Regions from separate parts of the Homo sapiens genome. Here region 1 is linked to region 2. Evidence: read pairs that join two places in POLR2A ChIA-PET (ENCODE). Cell type or tissue: MCF 10A. All regions are shown on one strand. Links, peaks and the distances in the headings refer to the core of each region. The heading gives the core; the rest is flanking DNA.

Region 1 (5,382 bases), core at 125-5,124, 170 kb after region 2:
TCTCACAACTTACTGGGAAGCAGATGGGTGGAGGGGAGTGGAAACTGAAAATGTCTGGACATTTGTTCTGAAACTAACCAGCACCTGTAAATCTGTAATTAGCAAAGTAAGGATAGTTGTGGCTAAAAATATAGTTTGTAAATGTATCAAGGACAGTGGAATGTCTCAAGCAATAAGCAAAACGGCTTTCTTAAGGACAAAAAAATCCAAAACAACATGATATCTTGTTTTGGAAAGGGTAACCATATGAGAAGACAAAAGAAACACAGCAGCTGCTGTGTTTGGGGCTTGAGTTGCAGCATTTCATACAACAGCTCATGAAATTTTAATTGCTGACATTTAAAGGTTCAAATTGGCAGGGAGAGCAAGTCACATGGGTTGAACACTAACAAAAGATTACGAAGGAAAGGTGAGGCTCTGTGGCACATCTCCAGCAAGAAGAGGTGCTTAGCAGGGTGCCCTGGGGTCAGTGCTTGCTCACTCCAGATTGGATTCTGCATTCTAATTAACAATGTGGAAGAGAGAACAAAAGACCCCTGAAAGATACCAGAAGAAGACTTGCAAAGGGGGATGAGGGCAACCCCCAGAGAGAAGAGCAAAATGAGACAGGTGAGCCCACAAGGCTTAATCTATAGGAAAAAACAGCAGACAGCTGAGACTACTTACAAAAAGGCAAACTAGCTCATTGGAGGAAAATTCACTAGAACCCCTTATATTTTAGAAACAAAAGGACACAGACCACAAAAATGTCTCAACTATCAACATGGGTAAGAGTGTCCAGCACCCTGGAGAGGAGGTCAGGCTGTACAGGAGGCAGCCAACCCACCTTCAGATCAGGATCAGCAGAGGCATTGCCAAGACAAAGTACATTCAGAATACTAATTAATATCTATCAATGGTTTCTCTCTAGAAAAAAAAATGAAATGCCACAGGGAATGTCTATTAACCAAATAATCCACTTGAAGATCTTTTTGCCCAACTGCTGTCATAATTTGGTTTCTCTTTCTAATTTCAGGTTAAGTTCACACTACTGTCATAATTTGATCAGCATGTGCAAACAGCCAAAACCAGAAACACATCCATACCTCTACAGCAGCCTAATCTAAGAAGAAAAAGGAGAGGTTGGGTTGGTGGTCAAAGGGAGAAAGGAATTTTCATTCCCTGTATCTGCCCCTGGGCTAATAACAGCCACCATGAGCTGAGTGCCTGGTAAGAGTCAAGCCCTGTATGAGGCACATCATTCGTATTGCTCACTTTAACTGCAATGGCAGAGTTGTGAGGCAGTTATTAGACTTATGACTTGGAGAAACTGAGCAACTTCCATACACATCTAGCAAATGCAATTGTCTGGATTTGAACTTGTGTCCCTCGGACTTCTCAATCTATGCTCTTTCCCTGCATTGTTCAGTCAGCCCCTGTTCTCTTTAAGAGGGTTTTCTCCCCAGTTCCCCCAGCTCCCCACTGCCCTCTATTCTGCCTCTGTGCCTGAGAGGCCTTGAGAGCCTTGAGAGCATCACTGGACAGCCCTGGCATACAGACCCTTTCACTGGGGCCCGGCCAATAAGCAAGCTTTTCTTTTACACAGAAATGTTTGTGGCAGTCTCCACCAATCTCACTGTCCCACTAGCTCCCTGTGGAGTCAGGAAGGGCAAAGATCCCCTTCTTCTGGGTGTGATCCTACTCCTTGGAAATGCTTCACGTAGAATTCTATGGATTCCAACTGCTGGTGAGTCAATCTCTGCCCCCCCTGGATTAAGAATCAGGTAGAAGGAATTGAAAAGGAGCTCTGCAGCCAGCAAGCATTTAAAAGGCCATAGAGAAAAATGCAGGACCGCTTGAGAAGGGCAGATAGCAGAGCAGCTAGGAGTGCCCCTGCTGGAGCTAGAGTGTGAGGGTGTAAATCCTGGCCCCAGCATGTTCTATGTGCACTTGGGCAACCTGCCCAACCTCGCTCAGCCTTTCTTTTCATATCAGCAAAATAGGTTGTAGTGAGCAACAGGGTAAAGCACTTAGTAATGCTCAATGGATGCTAGAGAAACAAAAACGGAGCAGAGGCAAAGATTCCAGAAGCCTCAGGATGAACTTTCGGCATCCCTAGATGGAGAACTTTCATATACTTAGTCTCCCTTGTTCACTTCTCCAGGGACTAGTCCTTGCTTCTCTTGTCTTGTGTAGACTAATATACCTCTGAAGTTGTTCTTGCAACCATTTCCCCTAAGTAGATGAGGGATAACAAACAAGCAAAATATGTACTGAAGTTGGGTGGCTGCAAGCAATGGACTTCTTTGAGTGGAGAAAAAAAGGGAAGGAGATGTGGGGTGGGGAAGAAGGAGAAATTATCATAAAATTGGATTCCAAAGCATTCAGTATGAACATTCCCAGCAATAGCAGATGCTTTTTGCCTGCTTTAGATAAGACGTCTATGATTTAGACCTCTGCGCAAACTGAGAAGCTGTTGGATGTTGAAACATTAAATCTAAACACCGAATGCCTGAACCCAAGCAGAAGAACAAGCCCAAACAAGCCTGCAGGCCCCGCTACCCATCACATCTCACCATGAATCAAAAACGCACTACTTAGGCCAGCTGCCACTGCAGCTGCTGCCAAAGCACAAGGTGGGTGGGACCTGAGCAGTGTTCTACCATCAAGGAAAGAACTGGATGAGGGTCCTGCTTACTCGGTGGGTGGGTTCCACGTGGAAGGGTTTCCTGCCACACACAGGGTCCAGCATGAGAAATGGCAAAGGCGGGGAACAATTCAGGGGTGCCCAAGGGAGAGAATACAGTCACAGGTTCTTAGTTGCTGTTTCTGGTTAGGCCAGTAAAGCCCCTTCCTCATCCCTCTTTTCCATTTATCACTAGAGACAGAAACTAAAAGCCATGGCTTCAGGCTGCTAAAAGCCTAAAACAAAATAAAAAGAACAACAAAATAAGGCGGGTTGGACGTGCCAACTAAATGATTGTATATACTATTTTACTATAGCTACTGCCCCCAAAGGCACCTTTGGATGCCATCTTTGGATTTCTCACGATTTTTCAATATGTAGAACATAGTAGATTCTCACACAATATCTGCAGAATGAAAAAATAAAAGTGTGCATGCAAAGGGGTGGCTGGGTCACTGTAGTCCACCCCAGAGAAGACGGGAAAATGCATTTTGCTAAGGCACACAGTGATGAGAGGCATCCCACATGGTAGAAAGAGAACCAGACTCGGCATCCAGCCTCTAAATGAGTATGTACCAGAATTTCCCAAGGCTCTTGTTAAAAACGCAGATCCTGGTCAGGCGTGGTGGCTCATGCCTGTAATTCCAGCACTTCGGGAGGCCTAGGCGGGTGGATCACCTGAGGTCAAGAGTTTGAGACTAGCCTGGCCAACATGGTGAAACCCTGTCTCTACTAAAAATATAAAATCGGCCAGGCATGGTGACGTGTGCCTATAATCCCAGCCACTAGGGAGGCTGAGGCAGGGGAATCACTTGAACCCTGGAGGCGGAGCTTGCAGTGAGCCGAGATGGTACCACTGGACTCCAGCCTGGGTAACAAGAGTGAAATTCCATCTCAAAAAAAAAAAAAAAACACAAATCCTAAGTCTTCCCTCTCCAGGAACTGAAATTCTGGAGTGGGGCCCAGGAATTTGCTTTCCTAACAAGCTCCTGGGATGATTTTGATCCAGGTGGCCTGTGGTTCATATTTTAAGGAACAACCATTCCAAGTCTCACTTAATGGTAGCCTTACCTTGAGCTTCAAAGATGACCAGCATGCTGGCCACATTTTCCCCCAAGGGGGTCTCTTTAGCCTCTTAAATGCTAATGGATACCAGCAGCCTCTAAGACCTATGTGCCATGTTATGTTCTGGAGGAGATGACAGGCAAACCCACTCATCAACAAAGGGCTTATTTGTAAGAGAAGTTCCTGGTGGGGCCAGTGGTAAGAAAGCAGGGGTAGCATTATCTGAACCATAGTCCATGCCCCACTAAAATTTCTGTCACAGGAAGTAAGAGCCTTCTGCGTAAAAGCATGTGTCCCTTGGAGAGAACATTCCTGGAAAACATAGAGGTTTTTATTGCTTAGTTTTAGAAAGGGGACAGGGTCAATCCCCCCATTACTATGAAATATGGGTAAATTGAGAGCGTAGTATGCTGCAAAGCATCATAAAAATAATTTTACATTGTTACTGGCTTGACTTTAATGGTGGGTTTTTAGGAGGAAAAAAATAATAAGAGAAATTTTTCTGAGTGCTCCGACAGGAGAGAGAACTCTCTTCAGAGTTAAGAGACATCTGTCGCAAAGCTGACTGATCCCAAGAGGGGTGAATTCTTGGAAGCCCAAGTCCAAGACGCACAAAACTCTGAGTTCAGGAAACAGCCCCTCTCTGGAGAAGGAGCCTCACCAGGTGTGTGAGAGTGAAGAAACCAAACACAAGACTAAGGAGGAACTATTAATAGCAAGCTTAGCTCCCAACCTAAAGCCAATGAAGTGAAATGCAATCTGCACCCTGTATCTAGGCCAAGGAACCAGGAAGACAATGCTGTGCCCTCACCCGTGCTGGATGCAGTCTGTCAGCCTCAGGCTCAGCCCTCTGCAGCAACCTGATGCCCTGCCTTCTTCCAAACCAAGACTGTCTTCTATTTTGTTCTACTAGTGTTTATTGAGTGCCTACTGTATACTCTTGGAAGTGTGAAGAAATGATCCTACCTGCCTAGCAGTGTGTATACCTGTCATTCCAGACCAGTTTCCAGTCTCATCTGAGATCATAAGACACCCATAAAGTCCCCTGCAGAATGTTAAAGAACAATAAATGATGAGAAATTCACATTACAAGATCTAGAAGCACAAGATACGCATAAATGAGTTGTATCCCAAAACTTTCTTTTTAAATTCATAGTTTAAAGGTCAGAACCCATTTTCCAAAGGGACAGTGCTGTAAATAGTCAGGTGTGTAGTCTAAACCTAACAAATTCATAGTATAGCTAAAATTATACACATGTGCCATAAAAACAAGGAAAACATTTCTGCTACATTATTATAATTACATTTAAAATAACTCAAAAATATTTTTGAGCAGTTATCCTTAGTGATGACATCCTTGGGAAATAATGTTTAATTAGAATTTAATGAAAGAGAGATTTCTGTAGAAAGTATGAGGAAACTGGACTCATAAGGACTTTAGATTCTTATCTCACATTCTTTAAAAATTTTTTCTCTTTGTAAAAATACTACATGGTTTTGTGGAAATTTTGGCAAATACATTAAAATTTTAAATACAGATATAAAAAATAAAATTTAATATGAAACCAAAAATTAAAAGCTAATATGTATTTCTGTCCAAGATTTTTTAATTCTAAATACATATGCATGTATTTTTTACTTGAAAAACAAGT
Region 2 (5,382 bases), core at 98-5,097:
AACAAAATCTTTGTATCAGATCACAACTTAAAAATATCTCCCAAAGTAAAACACCAAGTACAAACCCCAGGTAAATGACGGTCCTGAGGAACAGATGTCAGGACATCAGATGTGAAGTTAAAGGATCCATCTAAAGACTATCTGTGGCGACCAAAGGGAGCCACAGTGAGGCAGCCAAACGTGAGCACTGAGATGAAGGAAATAGGCCCGAAGCAGCCTGCTCATGCTCTGAGACTGGAGGAAGAGGGTGAACGCAATCTCTGGAGGGAAGCCCTGACTTCAGGCAGCTCAGGTAAGATGTGGAGTACAAGGAAGATGCACATGGGCTGTGGGTGGTAGAAGGACACACTAGAGGAGAAAGTATACTGTCCTGAAAATATCTGAAGATTAAGTATGTGTTTAAGTATACTAGAAAAGATCGTTTTAAAAATTACAAGTGCTAAATTACAAGCACTTGCTTAAATTTTGCATGGGATACATAAGACTGCCTGCATATTTATTTATTAGCACAACTACACGACAGTGCCCAGTGTATAATAGGTGCTCAATTAGTATTTTTATTTTTTATTTATGTTTTTGAGACGGAGTCTTGCTATGTCACCTGGGCTGGAGTGGTGGCCCGATCTCGGCTCACTGCAACCTCTACCTCCCAGGTTCAAGCAATTCTCCTGCCTCAGCCTCCAAGTAGCTGGGATTACAGGCGAGCACCACCCACCCAGCTAATTTTCGTATTTTTAGTAGAGATGGGGTTTCACCATGTTGGCCAAGCTGGTCTCCAACTCCTGTCCTCAAGTGATCCACCTACCTCGGCCTCCCAAAGTGCTGGGATTACAGGCGTGAGCCACCGTGCCGGGCTTCAATTAGTATTTTTAGAAGGATGTATAGTATAAAGAGCACTGGCTTGAGAGTCAGGAGACCTGGATTCTAATACTGACTCTACCGTTAACTGAGTAACCTCAGGAAAATCACTGACATTCTTTGGGTCTCAAGGTTTCCCTCTATAAAGCAGAAGATAAATTGAATGGTCGTAAGATCACTTCCTATGTGCCTATGTCTATGTCTCTATCAGTGCTATAAGAAGGCCAGGTCCCTGCACTACAGTAAGAATATTCTCCCGAGAAATTACTCAGCAGAATCACAAAGGCAGGGAAGTGAATGGGACTTTCGGTGAATGGCAACTACAGGTAGTCTGATGTGGCTGGAGAACCAGGTTGTGGAAAGATAATACAGGCGAGGACAATGGCAGGCCTGAAAGTAATCACTGAAGGGGTAACGAGTGAACAGCCAGATTCAGGAGTGAACACCAGATTCATCAAATCACCAAAATGATTTGAGTCCATCTAAGACAAATAATGTCTGTAATTTGTCAATGGGGATGTCATCCTGTATTTTTATAGGGCAGTGGATTTTAAACTTTATTCCACATAAGAATCACTTTGTTAAATTTTTTTTTAGTAATGGTGTCTGGGTCCCATCACCAGAGACTCTAATTCAGTAGAACTGGAGGAGAACCTTTGTATGGTGCTTTACAGGTTATGAAAGTTTCAATGATACCCTTTGATCCTCACAGCTAACAGAAAGGGGTCAGAGTGGAATTATCACCATTTCACATATGAGAAAACCGAGGCTCAAAGAAATGGCATCTATCCAAAAAGCAGGAGGCAGAAATGAGACTCTGCACCAATGTTCTGAACCCAGGTCCAGTGCTTTTTCACTATGGCTCAGCTGCCTAAACTGAAAACAAGGGTTTAAGGTGAAAACAATTTATTGCTCAACTCAAAAAAACAATAGAACAGAGAAGCACCATTTAAGGTTAGCAAAAGGATAAGTTGAAACACAATGGAAAAGCACTTCTTTGAATGTAGTTAAGACATTCATGGACCTATTAACCCAAAGATGTAGTAGGTGATCATCAATGGTTCAAATGAGGTTTCAGTAAATTCATAGATGAAGGATCCATTCTCTTAACTATTTGAGAACAACACCATATCATCTCATGCATTTGTCCGAGACCAAATACCAGACTGCATATATTATGTTGCTAATTGTCTACAAGTTATAGTCAGGTATACTCAGAGCTTATAGTCTTACCTGCCTCATCCTTCTACTGAAAATTTAGTTATCTGTGCCCTCAGAAAAGAGAAACAGCATAGACAAGTGAAACAACCAAATCAGCTACAAAATATGGAGATGTGGTGATTATCCCAATACTGCAGAAAGACTCTGGACCCCTTGTGTGACATCAGACAAGCTAGTTATTACATGGTTAATATAGGGAAGGAAACTTATAGTTATCAGATGCCTACAGTGTGGTAGCCACATTGTGTGCAGGGCACTTTATATACACCATCACATTTAGTTCCCTTGGGAATCTCAAAAGGCCAGTGTTATAATTATCTCCTTTTCACAGGTGAGGAAAATCAGGTTCACAGAGGTTAAATAATATGCCCAAGGCTACAGAGCTCCACATAGTACAATCAAGATATGTCTGTCTCCAAAGTTTCCACTATTTAACATTTCTTATAGACTACCAAAAGGTGCGAAAACCTGGTGCAATGTAATAAATGACCAAGTGAAAAGACTTTCCCATTATGAGATGGCCTCCGTATCTAGAGAGCCGCAAGTCAGACGCTTCAGCAGCAGCTTCTGGGAGCAGAACTGTGAAGCTCATATCATTAGCAGCAGCATCTGGCACACAATCAGGAAGACAGGGCACCTGACCTACAGGATTGGGATGCATTTGATCCTTACGCTGGCACGTTCCCCATGAGCTGAGAGTGTTTCCCCTAGTGTGGGAAACCCTGCCTCAATTAGTCACCCAGATATTGCACAACAGATATGGCATTTCCAAAGCATGGCACGCTAACTGTCAAAAATAAATAAATAAATAACAAGAGCAAGAATGGGTGCAGCCAGAAGGTTGTTAAATAATCAAATTTTCACTGCCTTTTACAAAAGCCAGAGCTCATAGAAGCTGCTGCCTTCAATTTTACAGGGTTCTAAGCCCTAAGGAAACAGATAGCATTACACATACCATCCTTAAATACAAACCCAGTTGAGACATACATAGTTGGTGTGGAGGACTGGGTGCCCTCACTTTAACACTGAGAAACTGCCAGGAAATGTACAGCTTAGCTAGTACTAATTAGTGCTGATCCAACACCCCAAATACAGTAGGCATTTAAAGCATTAAATCACAAAGAAACTACCACCTCATCTCTAGCTTAGACTGTTGAAGTAGCTTCATTCCTGCTATCCCTTCATTCTTTACCACCTTTCAACCCACTTTCCACCAGCAGCCAGCCCCTCTTCTTGAAACACAGATCTGATTGTGTTGTGCCACTGCTCAAAAACGTCTTTGGTTTCCTGATGTTCTAATAAAAAAGTTAAAACGCATGACTAGCTGCCCTCATCAGCCTCATCTCATTCCACTCTCCCTTGCACCCACTAAGCTCTACTTTATCCTTCTTTTAGGTCCTTAACCTAAAACCTGCATGCATCAGGACCTTATCACATGTCATGTCCTTGCCTGAATCACAATCTTCCTCCCCATCCCCACCCCACCATCTTAGCTCATTTCTTTTCATTCACCATTATTTCTGTCTAAATGTCACTTTTTCAGAATTGTGAAATTCTGTGAATACACTGTCTCCTATTATATTTTCTCATACGACTCAGTGTTTCACCTTCAAGACAATTGCAATTAGAATGCAATAATTAAGTATTCAGATCTCTGTGAATGTCTGTTTTTCCTACTAGAACGTAAACAATGAGAGCAGGAGAAAATGACCATCTTATTCATTGCTCTATTCCTGTTTTGTACATTAAATTGTTCAGTCAATACTTGTTGAGCAAATAAGAATGGATAAACATGGTTAACCTTTCTCTGAAAAACGTATTTTAAAATTCTAAAAATCTAGAGAGAATTCAAAACAGGTTTCCTGCTGGACTGACAGCTTATCCCTACATGTCAAATTTTCACTCCCAGGCACAGAATGACCCATTACACTGAGTAGATACTCCCGTCTGCTATCAGATGCCTGCCTAGTGTCACAGCATCTCATCTGCAAGATGACTCACATCTCGTCTGTGAGATAACCTACAATCTGGGTTACATGCATCTGCAGCACCTCATCTGCAAGATAACCCCCAATCTGGGTTATAAGCACAGAACTCATCTCCTCAGGAAATGATATCAAATAATAAGAAATAAATTGCTTGCCTTGCATAAAAAGAGCCATTCAATAAATGTTGTATTATAATCTGAGAATTGAACAAGGCCTATGAAAAAGTCCTGCATTTATGCCTAAAAGTTTAGTTCATGACTTCAAATATTGAAACCCACTTTTTACAAAGTAGTATGTGTCTTTGACTTTTAAAAAGTGCATTTTACCGTGTTGGTTGAGAAAATATAATAATCTTAGTTAGACTCTTCCTCTAACCTCCCAAATCAAAACCAAACCAAAATAAAACAGCACTCTGAGAGGTTTAAGCTGTATATAATGAAGCAAAAGTTGCTGTCTGTACTCCAGGAATCTGGAGTCCCAGAGAAGGTGTGGACATTGTTGGAAATTGGCTTCTAGCCCACAAATCTCTGCTCTGTCCATGTAACTAGTGATAACCATAGCCATAGTCTGCAGATACACCATTGTAGTGCAATGATGGAGGGATAGCACTTAAATATGAAAACAGCAATTAAGAGCATATTTACCATTTTCTTCTTAGTATATATCCTACAAGTGTGCAGGATAGTTTGCTAGATGCTAAAACAACGACATAAAAAATGACAGGAGGGAAATGCAAATAAATAAAGGACAAGCCCCGAAAAGCATTAAGGCAGTAACCAAGCTGAGTAAATAAACACCAGTGCCTGTATTTTTATTATTTTCTAATACCTAGTAATGTGAAGTACAGGTGAGATATGGAAAAATAAGCTTAGTGTTGTGGCAGTTTCAGGGACAGAATATACACAAGAAATCACTTAAAATATTAAGGGAAAGAAAGACAAAATGCACATGCCACAGAGAACAAACAGGCCAGCAAGTCAGTGATAGCTCACACCTGCATATAAACCCTTTCCTGCTCCAGCCACGTCAGACTCCCTTGTCCTCCCCACACAGCAACCAATCCTGAGTGTCCACGGCTCCAGAGGTATGGTTGGGAACCCCCTCTGTGAGTTTTCACAGATGCATCATCCTAGCATAGCACCAGCTGACTTGGTGTCTGACACAGCTGTCAGAGACCCACCAAAATGGCAATATAATACCTCAAAGGACCAGAGGAGTACTGATCAAAAATGACTTGACTTTTCTCTCTTGCTCTCTCTCTCTCAATCTAAGGATACACACATCAGAAAACCTGAAGAGTCCCTTTGCTTTTCCT

Evidence for each region. ChIA-PET counts read pairs that join two places held together with the same protein. Peaks named below come from ENCODE experiments on the same cell type or tissue, not always from the same donor. Only the 100,000 strongest peaks of a DNase experiment are listed, where the experiment ranks them.
Region 1: POLR2A ChIA-PET joins it to region 2 with 14 read pairs; 2 of 35 experiments call an interaction of 5 or more read pairs at or near these places.

Annotation. Positions count from the first base shown.
Region 1 is chr15:39,554,153-39,559,534 of GRCh38, forward strand. No RefSeq gene overlaps it. Among named protein-coding and RNA genes, the nearest start is that of THBS1, 24 kb to the right of the region's middle. In MCF 10A, for the core only: no CTCF peak of the experiment used is centred there; DNase peaks (open chromatin) are centred at 409 and 2,519.
Region 2 is chr15:39,388,616-39,393,997 of GRCh38, forward strand. All of the region lies in intron 1 of LOC105370777 (a long non-coding RNA gene), which reads right to left. Among named protein-coding and RNA genes, the nearest start is that of LINC02915, 140 kb to the left of the region's middle. RefSeq lists an enhancer at 5,353-5,382. In MCF 10A, for the core only: no CTCF peak of the experiment used is centred there; a DNase peak (open chromatin) is centred at 2,766.